Regions from separate parts of the Homo sapiens genome. Here region 2 is linked to region 1. The links are chromatin loops, found by intact Hi-C in ENCODE. Cell type or tissue: MCF 10A. All regions are shown on one strand. Each heading gives the region's core, and the rest is flanking DNA. Links, peaks and the distances in the headings are about the cores only. Region 1 overlaps LOC105373456 (a long non-coding RNA gene). Region 2 overlaps LOC105373456 (a long non-coding RNA gene).

Evidence for each region. Hi-C counts contacts between places; a loop is a spot of excess contacts. Peaks named below come from ENCODE experiments on the same cell type or tissue, not always from the same donor. Only the 100,000 strongest peaks of a DNase experiment are listed, where the experiment ranks them.
Region 2: a loop joins it to region 1, with 2.0 times the contacts of the local background. A loop is called at or near these places in 1 of 110 quality-filtered maps.

Annotation. Positions count from the first base shown.
Region 1 is chr2:18,714,208-18,725,936 of GRCh38, reverse strand. All of the region lies in intron 4 of LOC105373456 (a long non-coding RNA gene), which reads right to left. Among named protein-coding and RNA genes, the nearest start is that of NT5C1B-RDH14, 130 kb to the right of the region's middle. In MCF 10A, for the core only: no CTCF peak of the experiment used is centred there; a DNase peak (open chromatin) is centred at 5,316.
Region 2 is chr2:18,619,833-18,631,561 of GRCh38, reverse strand. All of the region lies in intron 2 of LOC105373456 (a long non-coding RNA gene), which reads right to left. Among named protein-coding and RNA genes, the nearest start is that of NT5C1B-RDH14, 36 kb to the right of the region's middle. In MCF 10A, for the core only: no CTCF peak of the experiment used is centred there; a DNase peak (open chromatin) is centred at 7,541.

The DNA of each region.
Region 1 (11,729 bases), core at 2,692-7,691:
ACAAGTTTAATCAAAGCTTTATTATTAAAGAACACTCTATTATGATATTGTTCATTGTCCATGTAAGGTAACATATTCAACTGTCTTCTTAATTTGCTTTCTCTGCTTCCTGCAGACACCTACCGCACTGTTCCCAAACACTGGTCACTGAGACTCACAGTAATAAATATGCTCCATACTATGACTCTGCCCTCAAAACTGAAACCACAGTTTTATGAAATTATAGTTCTCTTTACTCTCTTTAATATCACGCTAGTATTTCTTGCTCAATTACGTGCCATTCTGGCCTACTTTATGTTTGTAACGAATGGTGGTAACAACCTGCAGCTTGGAAACTCCTTCCCCGTAGGATCTTTAATCTTTTCTTCTGCTCCTCTTAGATTGAATATTTAAGTAGCCCAAGCTACTCCAATCTATTATCTCATCCAGACCCCGAAGGATTCACTACCCAAGCTGCTAGGCTGAGAGGCAAGATTGTTCGAGTTCCCTCTATCTCCTTGACATCAAATTCTATCCTGGTGTCCCAAGGCTGGCTTGATCTTCAGTCCCACCCAGCATGGTCAAGCTCCATCCCATACTACCTTACACTAACCATGCAATGTCTCTCCCCCGCTGAACTATTATTTCCATTGACTCAGGAACTCTGATCAATTTGGCTTCAATTTTCCTCTCTTGCCCTTTCACCTCTCTTCTAACAGAGTCTTAGTCACCCAGTAGGTATTATGTTGGTTAAAGTTTTTTTTTTAATACTTAAGTAACCTTTGAAAATAGCACTAATGTATCGCACATATATCATGTTCCTCTAAGTTATATATTCAATTGAATAATATTTAATTCAATCTGTTCCCACAAATCCAATTTGACAAACAATTTGTGAGATTTCATTTCCAGATCTACTGAATCTCCAACAAAACAAACCTGCTTTCACTTTGAACTAAATGCTTCCAAACCTCCCGCTCTGCCTCTTCCTAGACTGACAGATGTATGACTAGGACACTCTCAGTCTTACATCAAATCATTAGTATGAAAACTTGCTGGCCCAAACACTGACACAACTGAAGAGAGGATCTTGAGCTGTTTATTCCACAACACTTTGTTTCCTTAATACCCCAAACTTGCCCTAAGCTCATTCCACGTCTTTTCCTCCCAGTTTCCTCTCTTCCCCTGTATTAGTCAGGGTTCTCTAGAGGGCCAGAACTAATCGGATATATGTATATATGAAAGGGAGTTTATTAAGGAGAATTGACTCAGCTTAGCTAGTCTGCTCTTTCATCTTCTCCTGCTTGCTTTATTCTAGCCACGCTGGCAGCTAATTAGATGGTACCCACCCAGAATGAGGGTGGGTCTGCCTCTCTCAGTCCACTGACTCAAATGTTAATCTCCTTTGGCAACACCCTCACAGACACACCCAGGAACAATACTTTGCATCCTTCAATCCAGTCAGGTTGACACTCAATATTAACCATCACATCCCCCTGTGCTGACTCTCCTGTCCATCCCCCACATCCCTCTGTGGAAGCTCTAGCCACTTCCTTCATGAGACCATCCCTGACCCGCAGTCCCCACTTACTCACATGTGCCTCTCTCTTACTTAACTTCTTTAAGTATCTTCTGTAGAGTTTACGCCCATTTCACTTATTCTCTGTGTTATAATTTATGAACCAACCTATTTTCCCCTAACCTCCCTCAACCTAACTACTCACACATCCCTAAGAGGTCACTAAGATAATGTATTTTTACATTACTTAGTTTTTCCAGAGCCTATTTCATAAAAATTATGGTAAAAGTATACACATCATAAAATTTACCATCTTAACCATTTTTGCATATACAGTTGAGCAGTATTAAGTACATTCATATTATGCAACCATCACTGCAATCCTTCTCCAGAATTATTTTGATCTTGCAAAACTGAAACTCTATACCCATTAAACAGCTTCCCATCTCCCTCTTCCCCTTTCCCTGCCATCTGCCATTCTATTTTACATCTCTACATATTTGACTATTCTAAACGTCTCATCTAAGTGAAATATAAAGTATTTGTATTTTGTGACTAGTTTGTCTCATTAAGCATGTCCTCAAGATTCATTCATGTTGTAGCGTGTGTCAGAATTGTCTTCCTTTTTAAGGCTGGGTAATATTCCATTTAATATGTATGTATCACATTTTGTTTATCTATTCATTTCTTTTCTTAAAAAATTATTTTGAGGTTTTATGGATATATCCATTCATTTGTCAGTGCACTCTTGGGTTGCTTCCACCTTTTGGCTATTACAAACAATGCTGATCAGAACATCAGTGTACAATATCTGTTCGAGTCCCTGTTTTTAATTCTTTGGGGTATAGACCAATAAGTGGAACTGCTGGATCATATGGTAATCCTATTTTTACTTTTTTGAGGAACTGCCATACTGTTTTTCAAAGTGGCTGCACTATTTTATATTCTTCCAGAGCCTTTGGAATGGTGGCTAGCACTGACGGCAGCTTAGTCAATTTAATTTAATTTTATCAAATCAAACCCATGAGTCACTCAAATTAAGATTGAAATGTACAATTATGTTGTTTTGAACTAAGGCTTAAAGGTTAAAAAACGGCATTAGTGTTTGTGACTTGTTTCCCTTTAGTAACCCATTAGTCTGAGTGTTATTTGTATCATTTCGAAAATGTAAGTCAGAAGAAACAAAATAGGGATATTCGTATTTCCCTGTATACATCTTACTGTATCTGTACTTAGTGAAGCATCTACCTTAATCAAATGACTAGTTAACACAGATCGGATCTAGAAAACTACCTCTCCCCAGGAGAATAGAAGCCTTGCTTGGGCAGTTCCAAACATGACCTAATACTGTACTCTCCATGCCCAGAGAAACTCTTCATTCTGCTATGTATCAATTACCGTCAAGCAATGGAAGAAAGTCTAAGTAAATTACAGTGCACTTGCAAAGTACAAAAGTTTGTGACTTTTGGAATAGCATTTGCAATGAATGTCATTTAATGATATGAGAAAAATTCCTATATTAATCATACTAGGTAAAAAATCAAAATATATTATTGTTCATACAATATGATCTCAATAGCACAAAAGAAAAAACCCTAAGCACAAAAAATAACCGGAACAAACCGTAACTAAATGTTAATGAATAATTTTATTCTGCCTATTTATACCTTATACATAGCCTCAATTCTCTTCAAATGAGTATTGCTTTTATAGTCATATAAAATACATATTTAAGAAAAATGCTATATGTAGGATTCATTGGAGCTGTGACAAAAGGCTGAATCCAAGGAAATACTCACCTTGGGCCTTCATTGTTGAATCAGAAAGAGAGTAGCCTGAGATTCTGAAGGAGCTGTCTCCCAGCAGCTGAGGAGTAACCTGAACAACCTGGGACAGCCAGTGGGAGAGAGCCAGGAGGGGCTGGTTGATGGCTGACTGACGTTTAGAAGTAAACGGGAAAAAGTTTTATCTGCATCCAACCTGCCCCACCATTGCATCCATTTACTCTCACCTCCCTCAGTAGCCAGGCCCTCAGCACAATCTCTCTTGCCTCCCCATCTCAGGTCCTTTATTCATGAAGACATGAAGACCAACTGACTCTGTGAGTCACCTCTGCATCTTAACAATCATCAATGTCTCAATCTAGACTCATGAATATCAGAGGATGGAATTCCAGGGGTCAGCATTTATTTACCCAAATATTTAATGAAAAGTCCACTAGTTGCCAAGCATCCACATCAGAGATGAAAAAATTCATCCAACTTCCTTTATGAACTCTTACTCTAGGCAGTAATGAAGACCCTGTTACAGGGGCTGGGGATATAACAGGGAACAAGATGAACAAAGCCCCTGTCCTTGTGGAGCTTGTAAACTTAGACCTTAGCCTTCTGTGAGCTACGTTCATTGGTATGTGCACCTTATTTTAGGTTCTGGTCAAGGAAAGACACAATTTTCTGACTCTAATTTAATTGCATTTAAGCAGTGGTCACAGTTAAATGAGATTAGCTGATTTGATAGAGGAGGGAAACCACAATTTTTATGGAATGATTGGAAAAGGTTTTAAACTAGCCTAATATTTCTTTGGTCATGGCTGAAGCCGAAGTTCAGGACTGAGAAGCATCTGAAATGTTTTTCTAGGCAGACAATCTGTTTAAGAGACTTCGCACATTCATTAAAGCAAACATCAGACTCTCCGCGCCACACCCTCAAAACTGGCAGAGAACTCTGAGCCAGACCCAGTAGGGCCTGACCCCTGAAAATGATGCTGTTCAGGCCCTCTGATATCAAAAATGCTTGTCAGGCCAGATTCATTTGCCAAATCATTCAACATGGACACACTTAACCTATGGTCCTACTTATGTAAACGATTTCATCCAAAAAGCAAATTTAAATGGAAACAGGCATGTTCTGTCTGTGTCTGTATATGTGTGGTGTGTGTGTGTGTGTGTGTGCATGTGCATGCACAGTCAGGATCTAACTCATTCTTATCCATAGCGCCTTGTGTATCTGCGACAAGTATATGGGTGCAGCTATAAACAATGGAGGAACTCTCAATTCCATGAGAGACCCAATTAGAAAAAATAACTTCTAAGCAGGCCAAGAAAAACAGCTAGAGGAAAGGAGGATAAAGGAAATTTAAGAGCATTTAGTGGTGCAGGAGGAGGCAGGGGGGAAAGAGGACGAGGGTGATTCCCAAGATTACGTCAGTCTACTTCCCTTGTAGTAGGCATTTTTCCTAAACAGAACACTTTGGCCCGTATTGTCAGAAGTCACAGAAAGAAGGTAAATAGCCAAGAATGTGTGACTTCATTGTGCAAAGAAAGGGTCTAGGGTGCCTGGGATATCCTGCTCTCTCATCTTACTGAAACTTCTTCAAGATCTCTTTTGAATTTTGGTGTTCTCACTGAGATAAAGCATGGAGAAAGCAGGGCCTGGATCTTATTACTTATTTTAGCTATTGTATAATGGTTCTGAAAGATTAACATACGTCATGCCCCTCTTCTAAGAATATATTACCTCATGTTTTAGGTGTCATGATTGTGTCAACTTTTACAGATAAACAAATAAAACCAAGAGTTTGAAAAACTTGTTCAAAATTAAGAGGCATGTAGTATAAAAGCTGGAATTCAATGCCCAGGTCTGGTCTTCTACACACCTTTGGGTATACAAATGCGCACAGTAAGTGATTAATAAATGATTGGATGCTGGCTGGAAGTATGAAATGGACAGCATTACAGCCAATAGGTACAGGATCCATCTTTTTCACACTCTAAATTGCATGCCCTGAGGGTAAGCTGGGCATCACTGGGATCACAGCAGAACAGAAAGTCCATACGTGACCCATGACAGAAACATTTCACTGGGACCATGAGGCCTGGGCTCTGGAAATAAACCACTGCTGGCTCTCTGCATGGCTTGGCAAATACCAGTTTATCTCCCAGGGTCTCTGTTTTCTTTTCTAGCAAATGAATGAAATTCCACTTCACTCTATAAATCTATTGAGAGGACCAAAGGAGATAAATATAAGAGAAGGTGCTTCTCATACCCCACATGGGACACAGCACCAGTAAAGAATGTGTCCTGACACTTGGGAACTAGTTTTATGTTCTTCTAACCTAACTGTTCTGATCGTTGTTCATTACTCTCTGCTGCTGGGGAGCTCAAACAATATTACTTTTAAGTAAAATGCAAAAAATTCACAGGGTATTAGAAAAAAGAAGTTGGGAAATACTGGCAGATTAGATGGAAAGTAGATCTCTGACTCACCATCTCTTCCAGAAAGATATCCAAATGCTTTCTCCTGATATCCAAGACCTTTCCAAATGCTCTTCCATGGAATTCATGCTCCAGTAATAACACACGACATGTAGTTCCTCCAACAGAGCAAACTCTCTCAGACCTCTGATCTCTTTCATTTGTGGCCAGAACACTGATGCCCCATTCTCTTTACTGTTTTGAAATTCAGTTCATGCGCTATTACTGTTAGGGACATTCTCTGCTCCCTCTTCAGTGCTCATGCATCACTTGTACCATTGCACAATTCCTGAGCATCCTCATCACCATTGCTACTAAGTTCTTCAAGGGCAGGAACTGTGCTTCTTTGATCTTGTTATTCCCAATGTTTGGCATAGGACCTAGAACTGTGGAGTCATATGGTAAATTTCTAGTCAAATAAACTGAATTAATATGTGTCCGCAGTACCTTGTATGGTCAGGAGACAGAAAAGGCTGTTTCGTTTGATGCTAAACAAATAATCTCAAGTGCAAAGTTTCATTATTTGCAAAGTAGTTTCCTAGCATCTAAGACAGTTTCCATTTATTTCATGTTAAACCAAAGGATCTCAACAATTTTATTAACTGGAGTTTCTGTAGCTACACTGTGAATTTACTGAAGATGGGAAACACATTTTATTAACTCATCAAATCACAGATTTTAAATAATGTTCATTGACTGAATGAATGAATAAATTTACTATATTCATTTCCACATCACCTCACAGAACCTAGCATGATGCTGAGCACATAATGGATGCTCAACAAATGACATCCAAATGAATGAGTAAACAAATGAATGTCTTTCTAATTTTTTTTTAACTGTAGTGACTAATAAAAAATGTGGCACATTGCTGCTTAAAGGCCCTTGTTTGAGGCATAGGAAAACTGAGATTCGAGAACTATCAAGTGAAAATCTGGCTACTTTTTCAGGGTTAAGACCCTTTTACAATACAAAGTGAAATATAAAAATATCTGCCAAATGTTTACATTTGTAAGTTTAAAGATGCTAGAAAAACATCATCAAAAGTAGCATCCAGGGTTGCTTAATCTCAAGATTGTCATGGTTATATACGGAGTGACATATTATTTGGCTATGATCTTGGTAGAGTTCCTAAGCTGATACATTTAATGAAGAGCATATTCAGATGTAGAATAGTTTTTATATAAATGACAGAAATAGTGCACTATGTTCAATGTCTACCCATTATGCCAAAACTCCTAAAAGCATTCCTTCCAACCAATCTCACTCTCCCCAAGAGCATAATTGGAGCCCATTAGAGTTCAGGACACAGAATTTTCTCTGTGATGTTTCACATATAAAAAGATTAGGCCATGAGAACCAAGTACAGTTAGATGAGTTCATCTTACCATGGCATTTTCCTGACCAAACAGTCAAACTAGCTCTCTCTTCCAGGAAACTCGTGATTAGATTTTGTTTAGGGAAAGTAGACTCTTTCGGGCTGAGCCTACTTGGCTGAACGGTACCTCACTCTCCCACTGGGGATAATGAACTAAAATGAAGAGTAAATTGGGTCTTCGAGGAACCTAGGTTCAAAGGTGAAGCCAAGGCAGGGCTTTGTGCATGGATACAGTTAGTCTCAGAAATGTTGAACCTCATAACTTCTCAAAACTATCCGCGTCCCAAAACCAAAGGCGCGTGACCCAGCTTCTCAGAGTTCTTGTTTAGCAGAAAAAATAAACACAGATAAAAATTCATCACCCCATAAACTTATACAAAACTCCAATAAAAACTACTTGAAGTAGACAAAATATAAAAAATGAGGAAAGCACTCTCTATTCATAATAATTTGATCCTCATTCTGATTTATTCCAATCTTAAACATAATTTATAAAAGACATACGCAGACCTCACCAGCAATGAAAAACAAATTAATGATATAGCTTATTACCCTTATAAATGTTAGTAATTTAAAAAGAAGAGTAGGCAATGTGGTCAAATGCATAGAAATGGGCCATCTCTCATATTGCTAGTACATGCAGTAAAGACGCACAAATAGGACAAAAGTGAATAACAGATAATAGAAGGGGAAGGAAGAAATGACCCTAGATTCATCATCAGAAAAAAATAATAATCTAACCAATAGGCACTCAATAATGGATACAAATTAATTAATATCCCTCCCATTTTCCCCTTTCTGTTCTTGTCTCCTCTTCCCCTCCCTCCTAGGTCTTATCCATCATCATCACCATCATCATCATCATCATCAAAAAAGAGCAGAGCAAATCCTCTGGGTCTCTTCACAGGGAAACCACCATTCACGAGAAATACAAATATGGTTTCTGTGGGATAAAGACACTGTTGGAAATTGTGTGGCACTTCATTGCCATGCTGTGTGCTGACATTAAATGTTTACTCATGTTTTTCTTAACATTTAAAAAAATTTAACCTTCTATCTCACAGATAATTTTAATCTCCTCCCCACCCCATTTCACTCACATTCTCAAACAATAAACCTTATCATCTTTTAATTCCATTCCAATTTATTGAAGCTTAATTTTACTAGAAAGATAATTTTACAGAGGTGAGATGCAGATTGTTTAAAAGAGTAGTATTGATGACTGTTTTTAAATCTGATATTTTAGAAATGCCCCTTAAATTGCCTTACTAGGTAACTCATCCTAATTATCTTCAGGAAGAGAGTGAGATGGAGGAGTAAGGGAGGCGAGAGGGAAATAGAACTGTTGTGTAATATGTATAAGTACCTGGTGCAGGCTAAGAATTCTACATATATGACCTTGGTTAGTTCCCATGTCAAGCGGAGGAGATTAGGGAGGCTCAGGAAGATTAGGTGGCCAGCTAGAAAGCAGGAAAGGCAGAGACCGAGTTGTTATGTTTCTGATACCAAAGCCTATTGCTTCTTTGCAACTTTGTCTTGCAGGGAAGTTCAAATTTTTCCCTGGAAGTTTAGATGATTGGAGCCTCTAAAACAAGCTGAGCCAGGTGTGAACATGCACACCTGTGGTCCCAGCTACTCAGGAGTCTGAAGCGGAAGGATTCTTTGAGACCAGGAGTTCAAGGCTGCAGTGAGCTATAATGGCACTCCAGCCTGGACTACAGCCTGGATGAGAGAGCAAGACCTCATATCTCTCTCTAAAAATAAAAATAAAAATAATAAAATAAACCCTAATAGACAAGACCGTGGACAGATAACAGGGAGAAAGACATACAAATTTATTGGGGGATGAGTATAGAAGTAAAATGATTTTCAGGAGAAATGAATGAAAGAAAAAGAGTTCTGGAACCCACTTTGGGCTCTGGGAAGTGAAGAGAGGACAGCAGGTCAAACTAAGTCTTGTCATGCAGTTAAAACCTCACAGGTAGCGGTGCTCAGAAAGACAAAGTATCTGTCAGACCCTGAAAGTGAGCCAATCAGTCCTAGATCCAGACTGAAGGTGGAGGGGGAGGCTGGAGTGGGAAGCAGAGCAAGCCAGGGTGTTCATTTTACCAATGCAGACTTTCTCTACAGACGCAAATCTCCCCCACAAAGGGCAGCTTTTAAGCTATTATTGTGTTACCATTCCCTCCTAATAGCCATCTTGAAATATGTCAAAGAAGGATATTTTGGGGTGAAATATTTTTTGTTTTCTTTAGTTGCTTATAGTTATCCTCCTCCAGGACACTGTTGTATTTAAATAAAGCAAACCATAAAAATAATTGTATATATTAAGGTATGCATTACATGAATATTACAACAGAAAAAAATAACTGGAATGCAGAAAACAACATACATGTCTAACAATAAGAAAATGATGGTATCCCAAAATGAACCACCATCAAAAGTAAGAATTCTGAAGAATTTACAATAACAGGAAAAATATTTGTATTAAAGTAATTGAAACATAAAATTGGCATGGTCGTGGTTACCAAGTAAAGGAAAGACATAACTCATCAGAAAAACAAGACTGGAAAGTAATTCGCCAAATGTCCATTATATTTGCCTTTGGATAATGATTATAGATGATTGTTTTCCTACTTTCTATATTTTCTTTATTGGCTAATTTTTATAGTTAGCATGTTTTATTGTTTATAGCAAAATACTTTCAATATATTATTTCTTTAGAAGAAACTTCAGTGGTTGAGGTAAATTATTTTTTTAAAAAAGCAGATTAGCATTTAGAGTTCAGGAATAATATGTCATGGACTATCTTTTTCCTGCTCATCCCCTTTATATGCAATGACATACTTTGGAAATAACTTAGCAGGCAATTATAAAAGTACTCTGAAAGGTAGTAAGATGATGATTGGTGGGATAAGGGAGTCACCATGAAAGGAAGAGGATGAAGAACAAATTATAATTTAAAGAGTTTACGTGAGCCCATATGAAGACAGCTGCCTGGAAGACTCAGACCCAAGTAACCGCAGATATGAGCTCCAATAAGCCTTTTTTAGAAGCAGGTTTTTAAAGGCAAAAAAAAAAAAAAAAAAAAAGTGGGGGAGGACAGGAGTGGACTGATACAAAGTTTTTTTGTCAGGAATTCTCATTGGTTTACAGAAATAACATTTATTAGTGATTGGCTATACATTGTTAAGCTGTGTGTGGTGTGGCATTGTTAGAGTAAAGCTACTTGTGGCAATAACAAGCAGTCTGAAGAGCTCAAAGGGGGAAGTAGGAAGTGTTTCCTATCTAGTTTTAATGTTTCTCTGGGTCTGAACACTTTAAAAGGCTCTTCAGATAAAAGTTCTTTCCTTTCCTCAAGGGTCTCAGGGATTAATAAATACCAACATGGTAACTTTCCTCCTGTTTATTCTGTTATCCCAGAATGGGTACCAGGGAGGCCTGTAACCCACAACCGCTAACCAAAACAAAACAATTAATCAAAGCAAAAAAAAAACGAGAAAAAGAAAAACGCAAAGAAAAGGACTCTTCTCTCTCTGACCAAAAGATCAGGGAAGAAAAGCCCAGTGGGGACTTGGGATTGTGGCAATGATGCCTAATCTACCTGCAGCAGCCACGCCACAAGATCTTGGGTAGCCAACCTATCCCTTGCCCACACCTGTCAGTGACAGCAGGCCAGTATTCCCAGCAGCAACAGAGCCTGGAGGGGCTGACACAACAGAGCCTGGAGGAGCTGAGACAACCCATACCTGCCAGCATTAGTGGACATGATAACAGGTAACAGCAATGTCAACTGAACATCTTGTGCAGGCCTACTAATATGGTTTGGCTGTGTCCCCACCCAAATCTCATCTTGAATTGTAGCTCCCATAATTCCGTGTCATGGTAGGGACCCAGTAGAAGGTAAATGAATCATGAAGGTGGGTCTTCTCCATGCTGTTCTCATGATAGTGAATAAGTTTCATGAAATCTGATGGCTGTATAAAGGAGAGTTCCCCTACATAAGCTGGCTTTGCCTGCTGCCATGTAAGACATGACTTTGCTCCTCCTTCGCCTTCTGCATGATTGTGAGGCCTCCCAAGCAATGTGGAACTGTGAGTCAATTAATCCTCTTTCCTTTATAAATTACCCAGTGTCAGGTAATTTATTAGCTGAGGCTAAATTTGCGGGTTATAGGCCTCCCTGGTACCCATACCTTGTGGCAATAATGCCCAATCTACCTGCAGCAGCCATGCCACAAGATCTTGGGTAGCCAACCTATCCCTTGCCCACACCTGTCAGTGACAGCAGGCCAGTATTTCCAGCAGCAACAGAACCTAGAGGGCCTGACACAACAGAGCCTTTTATTAGCTTTATTAGCAGCGTGAGAACAGACTAACATGTCAACTCATGCCCCACTCCAGAGCAAGAGATATGTCTCCCTGGTGCTCCAAAACCAGCTGCAGAGAGCCACCCAGACTCAGTAGCTCCTGGCTCTCTATGCAATGGCATAAAGTGGCACAGAACCAATATAATCTTTCCCTCCACCAAACTGATAGAGAGTCCTCCAGACACTGTAGCTATTGATCCTCTACCCAATGCCAGAAGGCAGCCTGGTAA
Region 2 (11,729 bases), core at 4,463-9,462, 96 kb after region 1:
CCTGTTCTTTCACACTACTCCCTGTAAGCTGGGTTGGGTACACCTCCTGTAGGCTCCACAACTTCCTGTCCTTACAGAGTGCTAATCATCCAGAATTGTGACTTTCTCTTCACTTGCCTCCTTCGATAGACCTTAGACAATTCCTTGGAAGCAGGGAACCCAAGACATTCATCTCTGACCCTTAAGCATTTGAAGCACAGTAAGTGCTCCATAAATGTTTGGTAAATCAATGAGTGAATGAGTAAGGACTCCAAAGCACCCTGATAAATATGATGGCACCAGGTCTTTTAAAGGCTCATTTCCCTTGCACAATCAGAACTAAGACAAACAACCTGAAGTCCTCCACTCAGAAGAACAATAGCATGCCAAGCCCTCTGGCACAGTATGGTCAGCAAAGAGTGTGACTTCATGAGATTGGTGAAGACAGCTGTGGCTACCCAGTGGTCACTCTTCAAGTTCTCAACAGAGCCTCAACAAGTCTAAAAGGAAATACTATGCATTCACATTGCTCTCCTTTCATCATTGACTCATTCTTTCAACAGATATTTATTAGGTCCCTGGGCACTTTTCTAGTATGGAGATTCAACATCAGTGAACAACAAAACAGAATGCCCCTGTTCTCATTAAGCTTGCTCTTTAGTTGCAGAAATAGACAACAAAGCACAAGATAAAAGTCAGATGATAACAGGGCTATGAAGCACAAAAAAGCACAATGAGGGACTTAGGGTGGGGTGCCAGTCCTATGGATGGTGGTCAGGGAAGTCTGCTCTAACTGGGTGACACTTGAACAGAGAGCTGAAGGAAGTGTGGGGGGTGAGTCATGTGGACCTGCTGGGGCAGAGACCATAGGACAGAGGGAAGGATGGCCAAAGCCTGAGCAGGAGAATAAGAGCAAGGGGCCTGTGCAGTTAGAAAGTGGGGAGGGAGACTGGGGAGAGAGGCCGAAAAGAGGTCAAAATCTAGTCAGAGTGAGATCAGGAGGCCCTCAAAGGTTATGGTAGGACTTTAGATTTGTTCTCAGTTCATTCAATTCTGTAACTCTACTTCTTTCTAGAAAAAAAAAATAGTAATCATGCAAATTTGGACCATCCTGTGTCCAGACATTGTTTACTTACCTTCCCATCCTTAGATTTTCACAATTTCTTAATCTCAGAAGTACTGATATCAGCCAAGTAGAGGAAAACATGCAATTTTCCCTGGTACTCTTCTGGAGAAACTCTCAGCCAAGAAGTCACAGATGAATTCTTCAAATACCTCTGAATTGCATCCATGATGTGACTCATTATCACACAGATTTAGATGCAGGTGGCCAAATCATAGCCTTCAAAACTTATTTCCTTGAACTATAAATCAGGTATCAGTGGGGCTGTTCCAGCTGTTCCAGAAAATAGGGGTTGCCTAGAAAAATCTTGCTGTACATTTAACAGCTGTACATTGTCATTGCCCAAAACAGACTAACATTCAGATTTTGCATTTATATTTCAGCAATTCTGTATTTAAATATCAATCCTGCTAAGGTCCAGTTGTTGTTTCACTATGTTGTCATTAGACCTGAAGGAGAAAAAATAGCTTTTCAAATTATACTACGCAGCCATAAAAAGGAATGAATTAACAGCATTTGCAGTGACCTGTATGAGACTGGAGACTATTATTCTAAGTGAAGTAACTCAGGAATGGAAAACCAAACACTGTATGTTCGCAATGATATGTGGGAGCTAAGTTATGAGGATGCAAAGGCATGAGAATGATACAATGGATTTTGGGAACTTGTAGGGAAGAATTGGAGGGGGGCAAGGGATAAAAGACTACAGATATGGTTCAGTGTATACTGCTTCGGTGATGGGTGCACCAAAATCTCACAAATCACCACTAAAGAACTTACTCATGTAACCAAATACCACCTGTACCCCAAAAACTTATGGAAAAATAAAAAATATATGATAAAATAAATGAAGAATAAATCATTAGTGGATACATATTAAAAAAATTAGAACGTGGGTCTTCTTCTAGAAGCAGAAATACCTGAGTTCAAACCCAGCTCCACAGATTTATTATTTTCTATTCTCAGGGAAGTTTCATAACCTTTTTTCTTCAGTTAAATCATCTGCAAAATGGGAATACTAATAGCACACAACACATAGGGAGATAGGGAGGGTTAAATGTGCCCAGGCATAGTAGGCTATATATATACACACATATATATATATGTAGGTTTATATAATGTATGATTGTGTTTGAATCCTAAAAATATTGTTATTTATAAAAATTAAAAGCAATCTAGTCATTTATTTTCAAATTGAAATTAATTCCATTTTAAACATTTGATAACTTCCAATTTTCAAACTCCAAAGCCAATGTAATCATCAGCCTCCCTAGAAGACTGTTTATCTATAAATGAATAGTTTTGGAATGAATGATATCTAAGTATTCTCAATGAAACAACTGTATAATTCTAGTGATCCACCAAAGGAGTCTCTATCCACTTTCTATGATTTCAGTGAGGTGGGAGAGAACTGAGACTGTTCCTATGTATCCCCATCCCCATGTACCTCTGAGTGGGAGGAGGAGGAACAAAAGGGAAAGGCTAAATTATACAGTCACGTGAGATCCAGCACAGTTGGAAAATGGGGCAGTTATAAAATCTGAGATCCCATGGTTACCTTATTCCTCTAGCTTTTCAAACCAATAGAAGGTTCAAAAGTATACCCTGCTACAAACACACAGTTTGAAAAATAATTTTAATCCGCTTGATAGTTCTTCCTTATATAGTGACCTCAGTAGAAGTTTGGAAAAATGGACAGTCATCTTTGCTTTTCTCCTAAGACTTTTTTAACCTTTGCAGGTGACATCATGGGTACTTCTCAAAGGCTCAGGACTGCTAGCCCTTACCTTGTTCACAGAGTCCCAGAACTGATGCAAACTCAGAGTTCACTTTGAAATCTATCAACATCAACTGACTCCTTCAATAGTTCAGAAAATAATAAATGGCCCCCAAGATATGAGCATTTAGCAGTATGTTTGGCCTTGGAATCTTGTTAAGGCACACAACTTCCAAATGAGAATTTACAAATTCACCCAAAGTCTTTTGTTGATAACCACATGTGTACTCAACACAGAAGAAAATATAGTTGCAGAGACGACAGAAAAAGTAACAAATACATCTGCATTTATCAGCTCAGTAAGTATTCACCAAGCTCCTACCCTATGTCATGTACCAGAAGGTACAACAGTCATTTTTATAGTTAGAGAAAGGGTATCTACAATTATCTTACTTTTTTGTTTACTTGTCTTTTGCTATGCTGTCTACTAAAATAAAACCACCATGAGATTAAGGGCCATGTTTAGTATTTATAACAGACATGGTGGACAAACTATAGCTCACAGGCCAAATCTAGCCTATCACCTGTTTTTGTAAACAAAGTTATATCAGGAAATAGCAAACTTATTTGTTTATAAATTTTCTATAGCTGTTTTCATACTACACAGCAGAGTTGAGTAGTTGCAACAGAAAGTATGTCGACCACAAATCCTAAAATATTTACTGTATGGTCCTTTGGAGAACGCATTCTCTGAGATGACTTCTAGAAAAATACCTTATATACAGTAGGTACTCAATGACTTAGTTGGATGGATGGATGGATGGATGGATGAATGGCGGATGGATGGATGGGTGTATGGATGAATTGTTATATTTAATCTTCATAACAACTCAATTTCATGTAACTTTTAAGTGGTAGAGCTGAGATTTGAACCAACTTCAGTCAAACCTATGACCATTCTACTATGTCATATTTTCTTCCTAAAATAACTCTGATATGTTTAGTGCTCTATCACTTATAAGACATTATTCTATTCTTATTTGACCTTAGTGACAACTTTCTCAGAGAAGTATCGTCAGTGTCTTCCCATATTTAGATGAGGAAGCAGGCTCAAAAGGGCAGAGTACTTCATCCAGCATCACTCAGCTAGTAGAAGAAAGTCTGAACTGGGCCCATGCATTAGAGGCCTGTTTATTTTCACTTATCATCTGTGCTCCTGAGGGGTGTGAATTTATCTTATTTATCTTTATATCCTCAATGCCTAACATCATTTGTGACTCATGGTGAACACCCCATAAATAGTGCCTGAATGAATGTAATTCATTTTCGCACTTCACAGAAGATAACTAAATCATGCCAAATTAACTTGTACAAGATTGACCTAAGGTCAGTTGGAGAATGAGGCTCATTGGTCAGGCTCAGAGCCTGGCTGTGTTCTGGATCATTGTCTTAGTCCATTTTGCTGTTGCTATAGCAGAAGACCACAGATTGGGTGATTTATAAACAATAGAAGTGTATTTGGCTCATGGTTCTGGAGACTGGAAGTCCGAGATCTAGGGCCATAGCTTGTGAGGGCCTTCTTCCTGTGTCATCCCATGGTGGTAGTGCATAAGAGCATGTGAGCAAAAGAGGAAGGGGGGCCAAAGTCATCCTTTTATCAGGAACCCACTCCCATGATAACAGCATCAATCTATTCATGAAGGCAGACTCCTGATGACCTAATCACCTCTTAAAGGTCCCATCTTTCAACACTGTTGCCTTGGGGATTTTGTTTCCAGCACATGAAATGTAGGGGACACACTCAAACCATGGCACTCACAGATTCCACCATGCAGGACACAGTCTATTATCCCTAACTCCAAACTTATAAGAGAAAATGCATAACTAGAGATTATTTTCCAATTCAAAAAATACTCAAATCTTAAATAGATCTCTCTACTAATGTCAAGTGATTTTCCTTTAGGTTGCACATGCAACATCTACTTCGTTTGTAAAAATCTTGGACTAACAGATTTACATTTTTTTTAACGTATGCCACGTCTTCCTCCAAGAAGCAAGAGACACTCTGCAAACATTAAGCTTACAGTAAAGGATGAAATGTTTTATATAATGTACCTTTTTTGAAAACTACTATAGAGTTTGCAGGAAACATGATTAATTGCATAAAAATTGCTTCTATCTTTGGCTAACTAGCATCCGGCAATGAATCAACTCATCATAACTGGAGATAACATGTACCCTTAGTGTTCAAATTTCTTAAAGATGACACTATTGCAAGTGGAAATATTCCAAATTCTGAAATATTTCCACAGCAATAAAAACAGTTAAGACACAACAGGCGAGTAGGGACAGCATTGTTCTGAACAGAAAGACAGACATGGGAAATGTGTGCTGACAGATGAACAGATACATGGGCCCTTCTTAAAGGGTCTGGGACATCTCCCAGAATGGCATGCCTTCTTCAGGAGTCAATGATTCAAATCCCTTCCTATTTCTGAGATGTTAGCAGTCAAACGCTCTTTGTTCTCAGTTTGAGATTTTAGGATAAAAGCTAAAGTTAGAGTAGCTGCTCTGGACATTGGCCAAGTGTCACTTAATGCATTTCTATCTTTCTCTTTTCATCTCCTCTCCCAATCCTCCTCCTCCTCCTCCTTCCTTTCTCTCTTTTTAGAATTTTCCTAAATTTGTAATATTTTTACTCAGACCTGAAAAATTATATTATTAGCACATGATATTTAAGAACTCTTTTAAAATATTGTCAAAAAATAAGAACAAATGATCAAATACATGCCAATTTCTATATATCCATTATTATATTTCAATAACGTATTCTTACGGTGTCTAATCAACTTACACCCTGGGAACTGATTCCAAAATTCCATATTGCATTAATTTACAAAATTTACAGTGACCTCACTTTCCCTTCAGTGTATCTGCCCTTCCTTCTAGATTCCATTATCACTAGACTAAAAGAATCAAACCACTGTTTTGTAATAATAATCCCAATTCTCACCAACACAGTTAGTACAAGTAAACAAAAAGAAAGCATTTGCAAACAGATGTCAGGACGCTATTATTTGCTGAAGATCTAGCTCAGAAGATAACTAGATTTTTTGGTATATGAGGAACTATAAAATTTGCAACCTTTAAGAAAATTTTCATATTGAAATAGCAAAACCTACATTTCTAAGATGCCAGATATAATAGCATTCAAGAGGAATGGATTATTTTAAATATTTCTTTCAGTGTTCTGATTCAAGAAAGTCTTAATACGAAAAAAATGTGCTACTATATTAAATTATTCAAGTAAAATATGGAACACAAAAAAGACAATTTTTCTCCCAATTATATCATTCAGCTCATTCAGCCATGGGCTTTCTTAAAAATAACAGTAGACACTCTTGCATGTCTCTAGTCTTGATAGCATAAAAGCCTCTATTTTATTTATTTATTTATTTATTTATTTATTTATTTTTGAGACAGGGTCTTACTCTGTCTGCAAGCTGGAGTGCAGTGTCACTGTCAGGGCTCATTGCAGTCTATACCTTTCCTGGCTCAGGCGATTCTCCCACCTCAGCCTCCCGGGTAGCTGAGACTACAGGAGCATGCCACCACATCCAGCTAATTTTTGTATTTTTTGTACAGATGGGGTTTCATTATGTTTCCCAGACTGGTCTTGAACTTGTGGACTCAAGTGATCCGCTCATCTCAACCTCCTAAAGTGCTGAGATTACAGGAATGAACCATTGCACCCGGCCAATAGCCCTTTAAATAGGAGAATTGACAGACAGGAATTGTCTCTGGTTTTAGGTTTATCCAGTTATTTAGAGTATTGCTATTACTTGACATTAATCTCTTCTTTTAAGCTTTCATAGCACATAGACTAACCACATAGTGTATCTACTCATATTTTATAGTATAAAGGTCCTTCTGGTGAAAAACTGCACCTCTTCTCTGGTCATATTCAATAAAGTCCCATGCACTATAACTTCAAGGACTGGCTCACTACTGAGTACCCTCTGAGTGCTTCAGGAGAGCTCCCTAAATCAGTCAGTAGTGTGGGCAGGTTGTAGTCAATGGACAACTTGCCTAACTCAGTATGTCTGTTTGGTCCTAAAATTTATTAACTTTCACTAAAAACAAGGCTTTTTTGTTCTACTGGGATGAATCCACCCTTGAATGGGATAGTTGTGGTAATGGCTGAAATTGTTCACATTGAGTTTATTTTATCATTATAAGTTAACATTTTTGATATGACAACCATGCACTAGACACTCCACTACATAAAATATCTCCTTTAATCCTCGTAACAACTAGAAAGCTATAATCATTATCCCCATTTTGCTGATAAGGAAACTGAAACTTACAGAGTTTCAAGGTCATATAGCAAATAAATGTCTTCAATCCAGCTTTGCTGGATGGTATAACCTATTTTTTTTTTTTGTTTTGTTTTGCTTTTTGGTCTAATTCCTCACTGCCAATAATATTTAATGTATAAGCAATTATTTAGGTGGAAACAAAAAATAAAGTACACATAAAATGTATCTTTTATAATGTAGTTTAAATAGCCTTCCCTCTAACTTTAACCCTCATCTTGAGTTTATTAGAATCTTGCAGCAACAACACTGGGCCTGGGATTAGGAAAAAGAAAGTCTAGCCTTGACTTGATCACCAATTTACTGTGTAATCTTGGGAAAGCCACTTAACCTCTTTGTGCTGAAAAATAATGGGACTTGATTGTGTCATCTCTTAGATTACTCACCATTCTGAAATTCTATGAGCTGTCCATTGACTAAGAAAGATTTGTCTTTGTGAAAATATATACCATATCTCAGCTGCAATGGTCATGACTTTTCAAATTAATGAAATTTTAAGAAATGAGCATCATCTTGAAATATTAAGTCATGATTAAGAAAAACAGCCAAGTGAATGGCCTGACTCTAAAGATGGGAAGGACAAGACCTAGGGTATGCAGCAAACATTGTACTCAAGGTTTTTCACTAACACTTTATCAATTCTGAGATACGTCCCTTTATTTTCATTTTACACAAAAGGAAATTAGGCTCTTAGAGGTAAGATTTCTTATCTGAGGTTATGCAGCTAGTAAGGGGCACAGCAGGGACCTGGACACAGATCTTCTGACATTGTCCAAAGAGTAGCAGCTAATGTATTAGTTCCTACAGGATCAGAGCATAGTTCTCACTTTGTTAATAGAGTGAGACTCTCCGAGACCCTAAGACAACCTATACCCTTCAGGCTAACAGTTGTCCCATTCTTTTGGTAGTCTTTGGTCAGAATGCTTCTCTAAAGAGTAAAATCCCTCTCTGAAATCACAGACTGTCATAGGTGGAAGGAGTTCTGGAGGTCATATAGCTTAATGTTCTGTCTAAAATTAAGTTAGTAGGTGTTCTTTCTTGTGAAGTAACCTGGTATCCTTTTAACAGGATGTACATTTGAAATGTGCATTAAATAAGCCTCCTATGGTTTGAATGGAAAGAGTGGAGAAAAACATAACATTTATTTTAAAATAATAATAATAAAGGGGAACTCCATTAAAATGAAGGAAGATCCAAACTTAACACAGTGATTAGGAGCTCAAGCCTCAAAGACAGGCTGAACAGGGTTCAGGCCTTATACTGACAGTTAATAGTTGTGACAAAGTCAGCCATTTAATTTAAACTCAATAAGCCTCAGTCTCCACATCTGTGAAATGGGAATACAATATCTGCTTCTTGTATTACTATGAAGATTAAATGTGTTAATCCATGTAAACAGCTTTGAAGTGTCCAGAACACACATAAAAGCGGGCTATTATGCTTACTTCCCAATGAACTAAGGGAGAGAACATGAAACTGCAGCCATTACTTAGCTCTGAACTCCAAGGCCCACAGCCTTTCTCTCATATCCCCCACTGCCATCATTAAAAAAAAAAAAAATTGCATTTCACTGAGGACAAATTGACTCACGTGCTTTGACCAGTTATTCAGGTCTGAGCAGCAGTTGCATTAACAGCAAAACCTTTCAGAAAAAGACCAGGAAATATATTGTTACCAACCTCCCACTGTAAAGTGTCAGTATTCAACAAGAATCACTGCTGGATAGAAGGCATCATCACAGACCAGGTAGAAACCTATGCGACCTTTAATCAAAACATATTTGGCAAGAACCGAAAATGTCAGAAAATGAGGAGAGAAGAAAATAGGATAAGGTAAGAAATATGCTTGGGCCTCAGATAGAAATAAGATGGATGGTTAGTGATAGGGCTGTGCCAGAAATTGGTAGCATGGATGATTTGGCTCGGATGAACTTGTCTAAAACAATAACTCTTGTTTATGTGCATTTTTTACAACACTTTCCTTGGAAAACATGAAGGTTCTTAGCACAGTACCTCAAGTTCTTCCAAGGAACAATTATAACAAATAGTTTTAGAACTACAACAAGGTTGGCAAGGATGAGAGTAATCAGGGAACTACAAGGACAGTGGGCAGCGAAGGGAGAAATGGCACAGGAACAATAAACTCAGATGGATGGGAACACAAAGAGAGAGGAAAATCACTCCGATAGTGCTGCTCTTCCAAATATTTCCGAAAGGAACCAGTTATTTCTTGATTCTCCCCTCCAGCCTTCTTTCTATCACCTCTTCCTTTCACACCTCACATTAGGAGCATCTAGAGGGCAGGGATCATGTCTTTCATCCTTGTCTGCCTGACCATAGGAATTCAGTCGATGCTTGTTGAATGAATAATTAAAATCTAAGTAACTTCCATCATGTGGAAGTACCTAAACCTACAAGGTTACATTTTCCAGCTCCATCATTCTCATATACTACAAGTTAACATGGCTAAGGCTCATATTATTTTTCTAGGAGCATAAACAATGTGGTCATAAATCTTCTTCACATGTTCAGGGTGAGTAGCTATAGAAACAAGTTCTGTGCTGCTAATGGTCTCAATATCCTTGGACTAATTATTTAATCCTTCTTAATATCTGCTGCTCCTTATAAAACAATATTACTACAAATTATCTTGTTTAAAGTTTGAGAGGGAATACATGATCTTATGTCACTTTCCACCTAACAAGCCTGCTAAGCCCTCTGGGGTATTTAGTTGACTATTTTTAAAATAATGACATTTGCATAAAATTATATATAGGATTTTTCTTTGGGCATAGGAAAGAAGTCCAGCCTAGAATCTAAAGAAAACAAATGCTAGAGGCAAAAGGTAGTGTAGTTTATCAAAAAAGTCACTGAACAGAGAATTAAGACATTAGAGTTCTGCATATGTCTCAGCTTTAACTTGTCATGAAATGTTGGACACAGTTTCTGGACTTCTTTTTCATTATCTGTAAGTTAAAGTGGCTGGAATAACTTCAAAAGCTCCTTCACAGTTCTAAAACCGAAAGAGTGTGGTCATAATTTAATATGGGACCAAATTTACACTACACATACATACAATGCTCCTGAATAAGAAAGCATAGTATTTGTGCTATTTAAAATTAGCTATTACAAAAAAGATTTAACTTGATATCTGGGAAAAGAGATATCTAACAAAATAATACATAAAGGAGGAAAATAAAAATGAATTTGGATCTGATGGAATAAAAGAGGAAGGGAAAGATTTTGATGACTTTCCAAAACTGAAGTTAAGCCAAGTTGTTCAATGAAAGTTTAGCAATATTTATTCAAGATAAAAACTACAAGACTTGAACAAGTTGTCCTAATTTTAATACCAAATAGAGGCTTAAAATAGAAATTAACACAATTACTCCCACAAGATGAAGAAATTTTAAAAAATCATAATTTCAAGCAAATCAGTGCTAAGTGAATTACAGAAGATATTAAGTTATTTATGACAAAGAAACTGGTACGCCTAATACATATATTATAATTATTTCCTATAAAACACTTTGAAAAGATAAAATATGCTTGGTTTCTCAAAAAACATAAATATTTCTATAGTATTCTCAGAAAAATACATATTAAGTAGTGCTCTTGAATTATTTTGAGAAATCTAACAAACCCTCACTTAGCACTGGATCTATGGGGAAAAGTTTTAGTTTCTTAATAAAACAGAATTATAAATGGATTACCTGGTTATGGCCCATTTTTTAAGTTGAGCATTGTAAATATCAGGGAATATTATCCTATAAATCCATAAAAGGAATCCACTTAGAGTCTGGGTGCAGTGGCTCACGCCTGTAATCCCAGCACTTTGGGAGGCCGAGGTGGGTGGATCATGACGTCAGGAGATCAAGACCATCCTGGCTAACACGGTGAAACCCCGTCTCTACTAAAGAAATACAAAAAATTAGCTGGGCATGGTGGCGGGCGCCTGTAGTCCCAGCTACTTGGGAGGCTGAGGCAGGAGAATGGCGTGAACCCAGGAGGCAGAGCTTGCAGTGAGCTGAGATCGCGCCACTGCACTCCAGCCTGGGCGACAGAGCAAGACTCCGTCTCAAAAAAAAAAAAAAAAAGGAATCCAATTAGAACATAAAATCTCCCCTATCACAAAACCCAGTCTCCCTTCTAGCTGCAGACACATCTGGTACAATGTAAAACAGGAGAGCGAGCACATTCTTGTTGTTCGCTATCTCAGTTCTAAATCACCCTCATGGATCCCTTCCTTGAAGCTGATTCTCTACTGCCTTCCATCTTTCCGTGAAACTCACCATCATTTCCCCATTTTTATCCTTACCTTTCTCCTGAATTTGTCACTTATCCTGCCTTTTAGCATTCAACCTCGGTTTATCTCAACGACACTGTTCTTCTTATAATATGATTCCTCTGACTATCCTGAATTAGCATCCTTGAAGACTTCAGTTGGCCCCAAGACTGCCTGCTTCAGTGTACTCTATAGTTTGGGCTTCCAGGAGCTGTCCTTAGCCCATGAAAAAAAACAAAGTCAATATTTT